Regions from separate parts of the Homo sapiens genome. Here region 1 is linked to region 2. The links are chromatin contacts, found by Hi-C in ENCODE. All regions are on one chromosome and are shown on one strand. The core of a region is the stretch at or near the end of the contact, and the rest is flanking DNA. Distances in the headings are between cores, read along the strand shown. Region 1 has its middle 43 kb from the start of GPR135. Region 2 overlaps DAAM1 (dishevelled associated activator of morphogenesis 1).

The links. A loop is a pair of places that touch in the nucleus more often than their neighbours do. Pooled maps may share reads with other maps.
Region 1: a loop to region 2 is called in a pooled map, with 2.1 times the contacts of the local background. The contact joins two enhancer-like sites. A Hi-C loop is called at or near these places in 7 of 168 maps with a recorded cell type or tissue (IMR-90, Right ventricle myocardium inferior, chondrocyte and 2 more) and 5 of 50 pooled maps.

What each region holds. Positions count from the first base shown.
Region 1 is chr14:59,420,026-59,425,541 of GRCh38, forward strand. No RefSeq gene overlaps it. Among named protein-coding and RNA genes, the nearest start is that of GPR135, 43 kb to the right of the region's middle. Within about 2 kb of position 2,335, at least 3 of the 41 ENCODE cell types and tissues checked have a DNase peak (open chromatin) inside an H3K27ac peak, as active enhancers do.
Region 2 is chr14:59,243,739-59,249,171 of GRCh38, forward strand. The region is part of intron 1 of DAAM1 (dishevelled associated activator of morphogenesis 1); the gene reads left to right. Among named protein-coding and RNA genes, the nearest start is that of DAAM1, 58 kb to the left of the region's middle. Within about 2 kb of position 2,998, at least 2 of the 41 ENCODE cell types and tissues checked have a DNase peak (open chromatin) inside an H3K27ac peak, as active enhancers do.

The sequences.
Region 1 (5,516 bases), core at 1,085-3,584, 180 kb after region 2:
TCTTAGGTCACTGCTAACTAGCATAGCTCCTCATCTCATGGTAATCCTGGATATCATTTTGAATTGCTTTTGAAAAATAGCAACTTTATTAAGATATAGTTCCCATCCCATCTAATTTACTCATTTAAAATGTACAATTCGATGGCTTTTAGTACATTCACAAAACTGTGCCACCATCACCACAATCAATTTTAGAGCATTTGCATCAACTCCAAAAAGAATACCCATTAGCAGTCACTCCTCAATTTCCCCATTCCCCTTCCCTCCAGCCCTAGACAACCACCAATCTACTTCTGTGTCTATGGATTTGTCTATTCTGGACACTTCATGTAAATGAAATAATATGTCATTTTTTTGTGACTAGCTTCTTTCCCTTAGCATGTTTTCACAGTGTACCGACGTTGCAGTATGTATTAACATTTCATTCCTTTTTATTGCTGAATAATACCCCACTTTTGTTTATCCATTGTCAGTTAGTTGACATTTAGGTTGTTTCCACTTTTTGACTGTTATGAGTAATGCTGCACAAATTTTTGTGTGGACACGTGTTCTCATATGTTTCATATGGGGTAGACTTGCTGGGTCATATCATTTCGACTGTTTTTCAATGTTGAACAAGGATACCCCCAGATTTTACAACTGACGAACACAGGAAAATGTGTGGACTTAGAGAAGAGTCCATTTTGTGGACAACATTACTACCTAATTCTTTTGCTCAAAACAAAAACTGGGTAACAACCTATCACTTATAGAAGAAAAATCAATCAGTCAGCAATTGTGTCCATTGATTATCTAAGGAAGTCTCTATGTTATTCAGATGTACAAACCACAAAAACGAAGTATTTAATGTCAAAAGTCAATCTTTAGCAAGACACTCTCACCTCTTTTGTGTTATATTAATTGTTTAATTGCTAGATAGAATGCCATGGTTTTCAGGGAATACACAGACTGCAATACAGAGAGTGTTTGCCATTATTTTGACATTAATGCTGCACCTCATCTGTTTAAGAGACAATTTATTTCAACTCTGAGCATCTATTATTTGATTAGTGCAGGGGGTAAAAATATCACGCAAACATGGTTACTTTCCTTACAAAGACCACGATCCAGTGATGAGGATGAGACTAGACTAACTCACCAATCACTAATGCCAGGCACGCATTAGCGCGTGGCTACTCAGATGAAGGACAAAGCACCATCAGTTGGAGACATGAAGAGAGACCTCAAGGAAAAAGTGGCATTTGACATGAGTGTTGGCAGATAAGTAAGATTTTGATATATAAATGTATGTGGAGAGAACACTGGAAACTGAAAGAAAATAACATGAATAAAGGCAGATAAGCAAAGCAAAGTGTCTATATGGGTAGTTCAGATTTCACTTCCCTCAATACTGCTTACTAGCCATAATACTTATCTGAATTCTTACCTGTAATTTACCTGAATTCACCAAGTAGCTGTTTCCTCATTTTTAAATGGGTAAAATAATGCCATCATATGCTGTGAGGATTAAACAATAATATATTTTAAATGTTCATTACAGTGTTTAAGACATAGTAAATGCTCAATAAAAGTTAGTTTCAAGATAATTGGTTGGAATTCTAGGTAGATGTAAGAGAGTAGAAAGTAGGTTGGACCCATATTGCAGAGAACCTTGTGTGGGATGAGAAGTTGGAAATTCCACCGTAAGCAGTAAGGAATTACAGAGATTTTAGAGTAAGAAAGCGACCTCATTAGAGTTCCGCTGGACAGGAGCATATAGAATGGGATAAAATTGGATGAGTCTTCAGAAGGCCATGTAATTAGTCCTAGGGAAAGGTAATGAGGACCTGAGATAAGACAGGAAGTATAGAAATTAAAATGAGGAGTCACTTCAAAAGGCTTTATAAAGGTGGGTGATGCGGATATAGTGACTGCTTACATTTTGGAGGCAAAAGAGAAGGCAAACTTTTGAGCCTGCATAGCTGGGAGAGTAATAATGTCATTAGCCAGGAAGAATGAGCTAAGAGGAAAGATAATGAGATAATACTTTGGCTCTGAAGAATTTGGGGTACCTGTGAGGCATGTGTGTGAAGATGTCTGGTGGACAGAAAGGACAATAGAGCACGGAAGAAGGGTCCTGGCTAGAAACTCTGGAGTCACCCGCCAAGAACTATTGGTGGAAGCGAGGGGTGGGTGACACAGATCCTTACAGGAGCATTGAGACTGCTGTAAAGAGGAAGAGAACCAGGAACTGAGATGTGCATGAGACCAGTCCTGCGTGTCTGAAGAGGTTACCAAGAGGAAAGCCCTTCATAAACTGTCAAGTACTGCAGAGATTCAAGCTGATGAGAAGCAGAGGAATGAACAGCTGCTTTGGAGAAGGCCACAGGGAGCCCTTTCCTGAACCAACAGTACCACTGTGATTTTTGGATGGTTCTCATAACCAGTCAAATGGATTAATCACACTGCTAGTCCCTTGGGTAGGATGTGATGGCAAAGGAGTCATGAAGCCAAGCTTTTTTGACAAGAACATTTGCTCTTGAATGCTTCAAGTAACTTGCTGGTCATTCCAATGTTCTTGATTATGTCAACTGCTTTTTGAGTCTGTACGTTCAGCCATTTATCCAAATTAAGTAATGATCCCTGGGGGCTTCGATGGCAAGGCATTGGCATGGGAATCAATGGTGCCATCTACTGTCCTTTTCTTTGATAGAAACAACTTCGGGAATAAACTCCTTTTCTCCCATCACACATTTAGCATCTGGTCTTTTAAAGTATAAATAGTTCCACATTTTAAAGTTTTTAACCAGTCAAAGGATGGTTAGTAGCACTGGCCCCTAAGTGCTAGCAAGATTTTTCTGATATCTCCCCAGATGGTTATTTGGGAGGTCAGAACCTGAGGCCCAGAAGTCAGGGACCATAAGGGAAGGAGGTCACCATAAGGGAAGGAGGTTACAAGTGTCAGGCGCTGGCACCAGGCTTTCCAGGTGCCAGTACCTGACACTTGTAATCCCAGCGATTTCCCACAAGGGCTGTAAGACTTTGTTACTTTATCTCCAATTTTCAGACAAGGACTAAGAAAAGTTAACTAAGGTCAAATGCGAGCAAGTGGCTGAGCTAGAAGCTGAATCTTGATTTGCCTGACTCCTGTGTTTTTTCTACTAAGTAACTTCTGCCGGATTTGTGACAATTCTTGCAGACATTTACCCCGTAGTTCGCGAGCATCAATCCTCAGACTACAGCTAGTGGGGAAGCTGCACTTCATGGCATTGGATCTTTTATTTTTTTCTTAAACCATTTAGCACTTCAGCATTTATGCTAAATTCATCATGCCATGTGTTTTTCTGGATACATTTTATTTTCAAATGCTTCTATGATTGAATTAAAGAAATCAATTCCTATTTCAGTGTGACTATTTTTCCTATACTCTTCTTAGATGAATCTGTGACAAGAGAAGGGTTAAAAATCAATTTCATGTCAGTGAGCGGGTCATTGTTATTAGTACTTTTTAAGTACTTTGATATAACTTTGTTTTTTTGGAAGTGGGGTCTTGCTGTGTTTCCCAGACTGGAATGCAGTGTCATGATCATGACTCACTGCATCCTCGAACTCCTGGACTCAAGAGATCCTCCTGCCTCAGCCTCCTGAGTTGTTAGAATTACAGTCACCAGGCACTGTGCCCAGCTCTCTATATATTATTACAGAATATTATTTCATAAGCAAAATTGCAAACATAAAAAATTGAAAGTGCTTAGCAATAATAAAGCTCCATTCTAGAAATGTAGAAATTATTAAAAATTGTATATTTTAGTTATTCATGGATAATGCAAATATAACAGCCATTTTGTGCAAAATATATGATAAATCAGAGTAAACTTAAGAATGTCCATGTAAATTAATTTAATAGTTTTCATGCTTTCCCCAAATATGCTGAAAAGGTCTCACTTGCCCTAGGGAAGTACATACACATAAAGCATGCCTTAGTGAGGTCTGCAGTTTTGCTAAAATAAATCACTACTTTCCAACATTAAGGGGAAACAGTAATTTATAGGACTGCAGTGAATACAAGTTTTTTAAATTATGGTCTGTCCTAGGGGAAAACTACCCCTGTACAAATGTATTTACAAGAAAATAGTTGGAAAAGTTTGGAAGCCTGCGCACTGTGGCATAATCTTTTATTACCATAATTATTTGCCTAAGTTAAGGTGCTTATCAGACTTGATCTCAGCCCTAACAAAATTTGAAGTAGTAAAATAGCATTCAAGTAAGACCTACATCATTACAGCAATATCCCTGATTCTTCAGATTTGAGGAGCGCTAAAGTTTTCTGAGCTCTTTTATCATACTGCCTCTCCAATGAGGTTCCTTACCTAGAATAAATAAGAAATTAAAATATACTGATTTATAAGCCATTTGACAAGAGTAATTTGTAAATTAGGTTGGACCTAAGGATGAACTATGATGGTTTTATTGAGAAGATTACAACTAGTGTCCAGTCTCTGTAGGGAATTTTCTTCCCTCTAGCCAGAGCACATTTGAAAACTTTTCCTTTTATGGCTTTAGTTAAAGAAGAGAGTTGACCTCTACACAAACTCTCATGAGCACACATAGAGTTGTGTGGGGTTTTTCTTTTCTGTCACCCCCCATCACTTCATATTTTAGACAACCTAGGCCGAGGGTCCCCCATGTTCATCCCTTTCCTGCTGAGACCTAGGTCTCTTTGGAGCAGACTCCTTCCCTAGATTAATCCCATTGTCTGACTTTTCAACATCCCACAAAGGGCTGCTATGTCCTAATCAAACAAACAAACAAACAAAGAAAAAACACACATGGTTACATGGATTGGAGCCACTTAAAGTTCACGTTCTCGGACTTCTCCCCTCCCCTTGCCCTAGAGCTGTCCCATGGGATGCCCTTGGCAGCCTTCTCTTCCATCCTCTTCAAAGGCTCCACCTCCCTCAGACCCAACCACCTCCCTTCATCCCTATTCTCAACTGACAACTTCCCCGCTCACAAGCTAATCTACTCCTCACCCACCTTCATTCCTTTTTTTCCTTTCCTTTCATTCCAGGGGACAAGGCTACTCCTACCACTTCCCTCAGGAATCTTGTTCCATTAACTATTATCTCTCTGGTATTAATGTTCTATCTCTCCTTGATTGATTCTTTCCCTTAGCAGACACAGACCCTCTTGGATTTCCTGCCACCTCCCTGGTCCACATCTTGGGCTGACGGTCCTTAAATGTAGGTGGTCCCAGGCTGTTTTTGAAGCTCTCTTCTTTTATTACTCTCTATACTTTTCTTTGATATCCCCATATTTACCCTGTAACAGTCAGGATTCAGTCAGGAGATGGAACCACACCAGTTATGTTAACTGAGATAAATTAACATGAAGAATTGTTAACTATGTATAAAGTTGTTAACTAAGTAACCCAAAGAGTGAAAAGAAAACTCTAAGACATGGCAAAAGTAGCACCTGCAGGAAGCAACTCCACCTCTAGGGCTGAAAGGACAAAGGAAGAAGCTGGAATTACTAAA
Region 2 (5,433 bases), core at 1,748-4,247:
CAGTGACTGAATACAGCTGTTTCATATATTTTGCCTGTTTATTAATTATTTGTAGTGGGAGAACAATTCCTATAGTAGTTAGTCCTTCATGGAATGGAAGTGGAAATCTGGCATCTTGTTTGAAGTTCCAAACATTAGCATCCCAGGGATACCTGTATGTCCCTGTTTCTCAAGAGCACAGATATCACCCTCTGCTTCCTTTTACTTCTTTCTATTTGATGCTCCCTATTTAAGGGAACATGGAAGTTACTGGTAGACTAAATTGCTATTTGATATGGTTTGGCTGTGTCCCCACTCAAATGTCATCTTGAATTGTAGCTCCCATAGTTCCCATGTGTTGGGGGAGGGTCCCAGTGGGAGATAATTGAATCATGGGGGTGATTTCCGCTTTCACTTGGCTCTCTAATTCTCTCTTGCCCGCCACCATGTAAGACATGCCTTTCATCTTCTGCCATGATTGTGAGGCCTCCCCAGCTATGTGGCACTGTGAGTCCACTAAACCTATTTTTTTTTTTTTAATAAATTGCCCAGTCTTGGTTATGTCTTTATCAGCAGCCAGAAAACAGACTAGTACACTATTTGAAGCAAGCAGAATATTCACTCTTGCTTGTTGAAGATGAGATGGAAAAACAGACCACCCCCTCTACAACATACACTCACTCCCATGCTGTTTCTTTTCTCACATAGCTCCTGGAATGCTGAGATGGCTTGAGAAGCCGGGGGTGTATGTGGATGTGAACTGATTATAAGCTCTGTGAGGGCAAAGCACACATCTCTTTTGTTCATCCTTATATACCAAGAATGAACAGGGGAGTGGACACCACTGCCTTCTTGAATGAATGAATGGAAATATACAAATTAGTACACACATGCAGAATTGTGAATCTGGGAGTGTGTGTTGGGGGCAGGGAGAGATTCTTAACTGCCTGTCAATTGTACCTTTTTGAGGAAAAACCAGTTTGACAGCTGTGTGAATGTGTACGTGTGGTGTGTGTGTGTATTTAGGTTGGTGAAGTATCTGGCATCACTGTCCTGGTTGCTTTTCCAGTATGAGCAAGTGCAGTTGTTAACAGCATGTTTTTCCACAAAGGGACTGGCTTTTACGTGACACTACCCAGTGAGGTGGGGCAGTGTTTTTAAGAGGAGTATCCATAAAGGCTAGTAGCCAGGTTAGCAAGAACATTTGTCACAGCTCTGCTTGCTGGTGATGAGTAGGAGGAGAACCAGTGAAGACTGGCTGTCCTGGTTGATAATTTTTGTGGAATGGAAAGTGGCACCTGTAAGATAACTGATGATCTCAGGGAAGGGAAAAGGACGGGGGGGCCAGGGGAAAGGTGATGTATGTAGAAATCATGAAATGAATGTATAGGAGTTAAGCATTTTTTCTACTGTGTCTTCACGTGGATCAAATGCATCCTTCAAATGCAAAGACTAATTTTCCTCCCTTTGTTATTTTGGGGTCTCTTTTGATGTCATACCACCTCTTATTTTGGCATTAACTTTCATGTCCTTTGCCTTTATCATTTGTGATCAGCTGCTGTGTTTCCATTTGGTGCCCTTTTGTAATTTATACTTTCAATACTGTATTGCTTGCTTGTTTAAGTTTGGGTCAGAAGCCATGAATGTGACAGGATACAATGTATTGCTATTTCAGTAGCTTTAGAATCTTCCTTTAAGTAGCAGGACCTTGAGATTACCAAGTGAATTTATTCCTGTGGAGTCAAACTTTCTAATAAATATCCAACAAAATATTACCTAATTAGACACTTTTAGTCTTTTATATAATATTCCTAGGGCCACCACCCAGCAAGTAGATGTTCTAAAGATAAGGATAGTAATATCTACTTCTGTAGCAAAAAAAATACAATGGATTTAAGAAAATTCTAAATTATACCATTTAGGTGAAAGTGAGCACCTGGCATTCTGTCACTAAGCAATGAATTGGGGTGACATTAATGTACAGAATTGTCTCTAGTGAATGGTTTGGTAGCTTTTCCCCCATCGCCCCATTGTAAATTGATGACAAATTTAAAAGAAGAAAGTCATTGCTCATATTAGTGTTGTACAGTTGAACAGATTGTTTTCATTTTGAGGACTAACAATTGTAGAGTTGAGTGTAGTAAAGTGGAAAATTGCAGAAATGAAAGCATTCTATAAACCATTCTTTAATTACTTTCAGAGCATAGCTATTCATTGACAGTGGCCTGTGTTTCTAGAAAGACAAAATGAGACGCTGAAGAACTCATTGCTTATCTCTGATTAATTGAGATAATTAATGGACTTAAAGTGCATTGAAAGTGCCTAGCATGTTGAAGAGGGTTGATAAATTAAAGTTATTTAAATTATTTTTCAAATTTACCATTTAGCCATTTTTCTGTGTACAGTTCAAAGCATATTCACATTGTTGTGAAACATACCTTGAGAATTTTTCATCTTGCAAAACTGAAACTCCATACCCACTAAACAAAAATTCCCCATTTCCTGCTCCCCTGTCCCCTGGTAACCACCACTCTACTTTGTTTCTGTGTATTTGAGTACTTTAGATACCTCATATAAATGGAATCATACGGTATTTGTCTTTTTGTGTCTGGCTTATTTCACTCAGCATAATGTCTTCAACATTTACCCATGTAGCATGTGACAAGTTTTCCTTCCTTTTTAAGGCTGAATAATATCCCATTGTATGTATATACCACATTTTATTTATTTATCTATTGATGACATTTGGGTTCCTTCCACCTCTCTGCTATTGTGAATAATGCTGTGATAAACATGGGCATGCAAATATCTGTTCAAAACCCTGCTTTTAATTCTTTTGGATATATTCCCAGAAGTATGGTTGCTGGAGCATGCAGAATTATATTATTAATTTTTTGAGAAACCACCATACTGTTTTCCATAATGGTTGTTCCACTTCATAATCCCAGCAACTGTACAGGGTTCCAGTTTCTCCACATCCTTGCCAACGCTTGTTATTTTCTGGTTTTTTGTTTTGATAGTAGTCATCTTAATGGATGTGAGAAGATATATTATTGTGGTTTTGACTTGCGTTGCTCTAATGATTAGTAATGCTGAGTGTCTTTTTATACGCATGTTGGTCATTTGTATGTCATCTTTGGAGAAATGTCTAGTCAAGTCCTTTGCTCATTTTTTAATGGAGTTATTTGGTTTTTTGTTGTTGGATTGTAGGGGTTCTGGATATTAATTCCTTAGCAGAAATAATTTTCAAATCCAATGTCATAAAATTTTTATGTATATTTTCTTTCATAAGTTTTATAGTTTGGGGTCTTATGTTTAAGTCTTTAATCCATTTTAAGTTAATTTTTATGTATGATGTAAGATAAGGGTCCAGCCTCATTCTTTTGCATGCAGATATTCAGGTTTCCCAGCACCATTTGTCGAAGAGACCCCTTTCGCCATTAAATGGTCTAGTCTCCCTTGTCAAAGATCATTTAATCATATATTTGAGAGTTTGTTTCTGGGCTCTCTGTTCTATTCCATTGGTCTCTATGTCTGTCTTTATGCTAGTACCATGCTGTTTTGATTACTGTACTTTTGTACTGTTTTGAAATCAGAAAGTACAAGACCTCCAGCTTTGTTCTTCTTTTTCAAGATTGTTTTGGCTATTCAAAATCCTTGAGATTCCATATGCCTTCCTGGATGGATTTTTCTGTTTCTGCCAAAGATGCCGTTGGGATTTTGATAGGGATTGCTTTCAATCTGTAGATTGCTTTAGATAGTGTTGTCATCGTAACAATATTGTCTTCCAGTCTATGAATATGGGATGTTATTTGTATCTTCTTTAATTACTTTCAGAAATGTTTTTTAGTTTTCAGTGTACAAGCTTTTCACCTTCTTGGTTGAAAGTTAATTTAATTTTTAAAAAGACTAGTTTTACAAACAAATAATAGCTAAACCACTCTAAACTTTCAGCGACAGGTTGATAATTAAGGAGAAAAAATGTAATCCAAGCTCATGTTAAAAAAAAAAAACAAGGAATTACAATGAAAGCAATTTCCATTTCCTTCTCTAGAAGGAGCCACTCTTAATGGGTTTTGGTATCTTATTTTATCACATGCTCAATAATTTCTTTGCATGTTTAAACAAGTATATCCATTTTACATTTATCATATACCATGTTGTGCAACTTGGATGGTTATTTAATATTGTTACTCCTTTAACATACCAGAAAAGATTTTTTAATTGAGTGTACCCTAAATCATTTAAGCAGTACTGTATTGAAAGCTTCCCGTATTTAGCCACTGATGACTTTTGCCTGTTTAACAATATTCCTCAGAATCTGAAGTCTAAATATTAACTTCTGTCCAAATACTCTGGCTTGGTAAGTGAGTAGGAGTAATAATTTAAAATAGAACTTTCCATGTTATTTCACTTAGAAAAAATTTTGCAAGAGAGGCAGTCTCTTTAGTGTTTAGTTGTCTTGAATTATCCAATAAAGCAATTAGTGTTCACACCTAATTATTTAGAAAATTACAGAGTTGGGTGGAGAGGACATGTTGGGTAGTATCAGCTTCCTTCACATTTCCCTCTTGATGACTGTGGAATGATGTTTTGTTTTGTTTTGTTTTGTTTTGTTTTGTTTTGTTTTGTTTTGTTTGACTCAGGCTTAAGTAAAGAGTGTAGTAATCCACTTACAGTAATTAAAATTCAGTAAAGATCTTTCTTTGCTTATTGTTTGTCTCCTGCAGCTTCAGAAGTGTTTGTTTAGCTATGTGAATAACTTCCCAAGGATATTTAGCACATGGAGAGGAATCCCCAGTGAGAAAACACACTCTTTCTTGCCGCCGCTGGTAATTTCTGTTTTGGTTGATGATTAGCTTTGTTTAATGAAAAGAGATTATATATGTGACCAGTTTACACACTCAACACATGTGCTTTTGTGTTCTTGGCTGCTAGTCTTATAATTTCCTCTACCCCTTCTCCATCCTCAAGGTCTGTGCATTATTTTTATTTTGTATAGGGCAAGCAGGTTTAAAGTGCAGATTAAAAGGAAACTCCTTTGTTTTCCTGAGAGTCCATCCCTCATTTTTTTGTTTTGTTTTGAGATGGAGTCTCGCTCTGTCGCCCAGGCTGGAGTGCAGTGGTGCGATCTCGGCTCACTGCAACTTCCGCCTGCCTCCCGGGTTCACGCCATTCTCCTGCCTCAGCCTCCCAAGTAGCTGGGACTACAGGCGCCCACCACCACGCCCGGCTAATTTTTTGTATTTTTGGTAGAGACGGGGTTTCACCGTGTTAGCCAGGATGGTCTCGATCTCCTGACCTCGTGATCCGTCTGCCTCGGCCTCCGAAAGTGCTGGGATTACAGGCGTGAGCCACCGCGCCTGGCCCATCCCTCAGTTTTGTACTTCTTCAAGGCTCTACTTTTGTGTGGCTTCCTCTTACCTGGAAATGACATCATTACCCAGTTCTTCC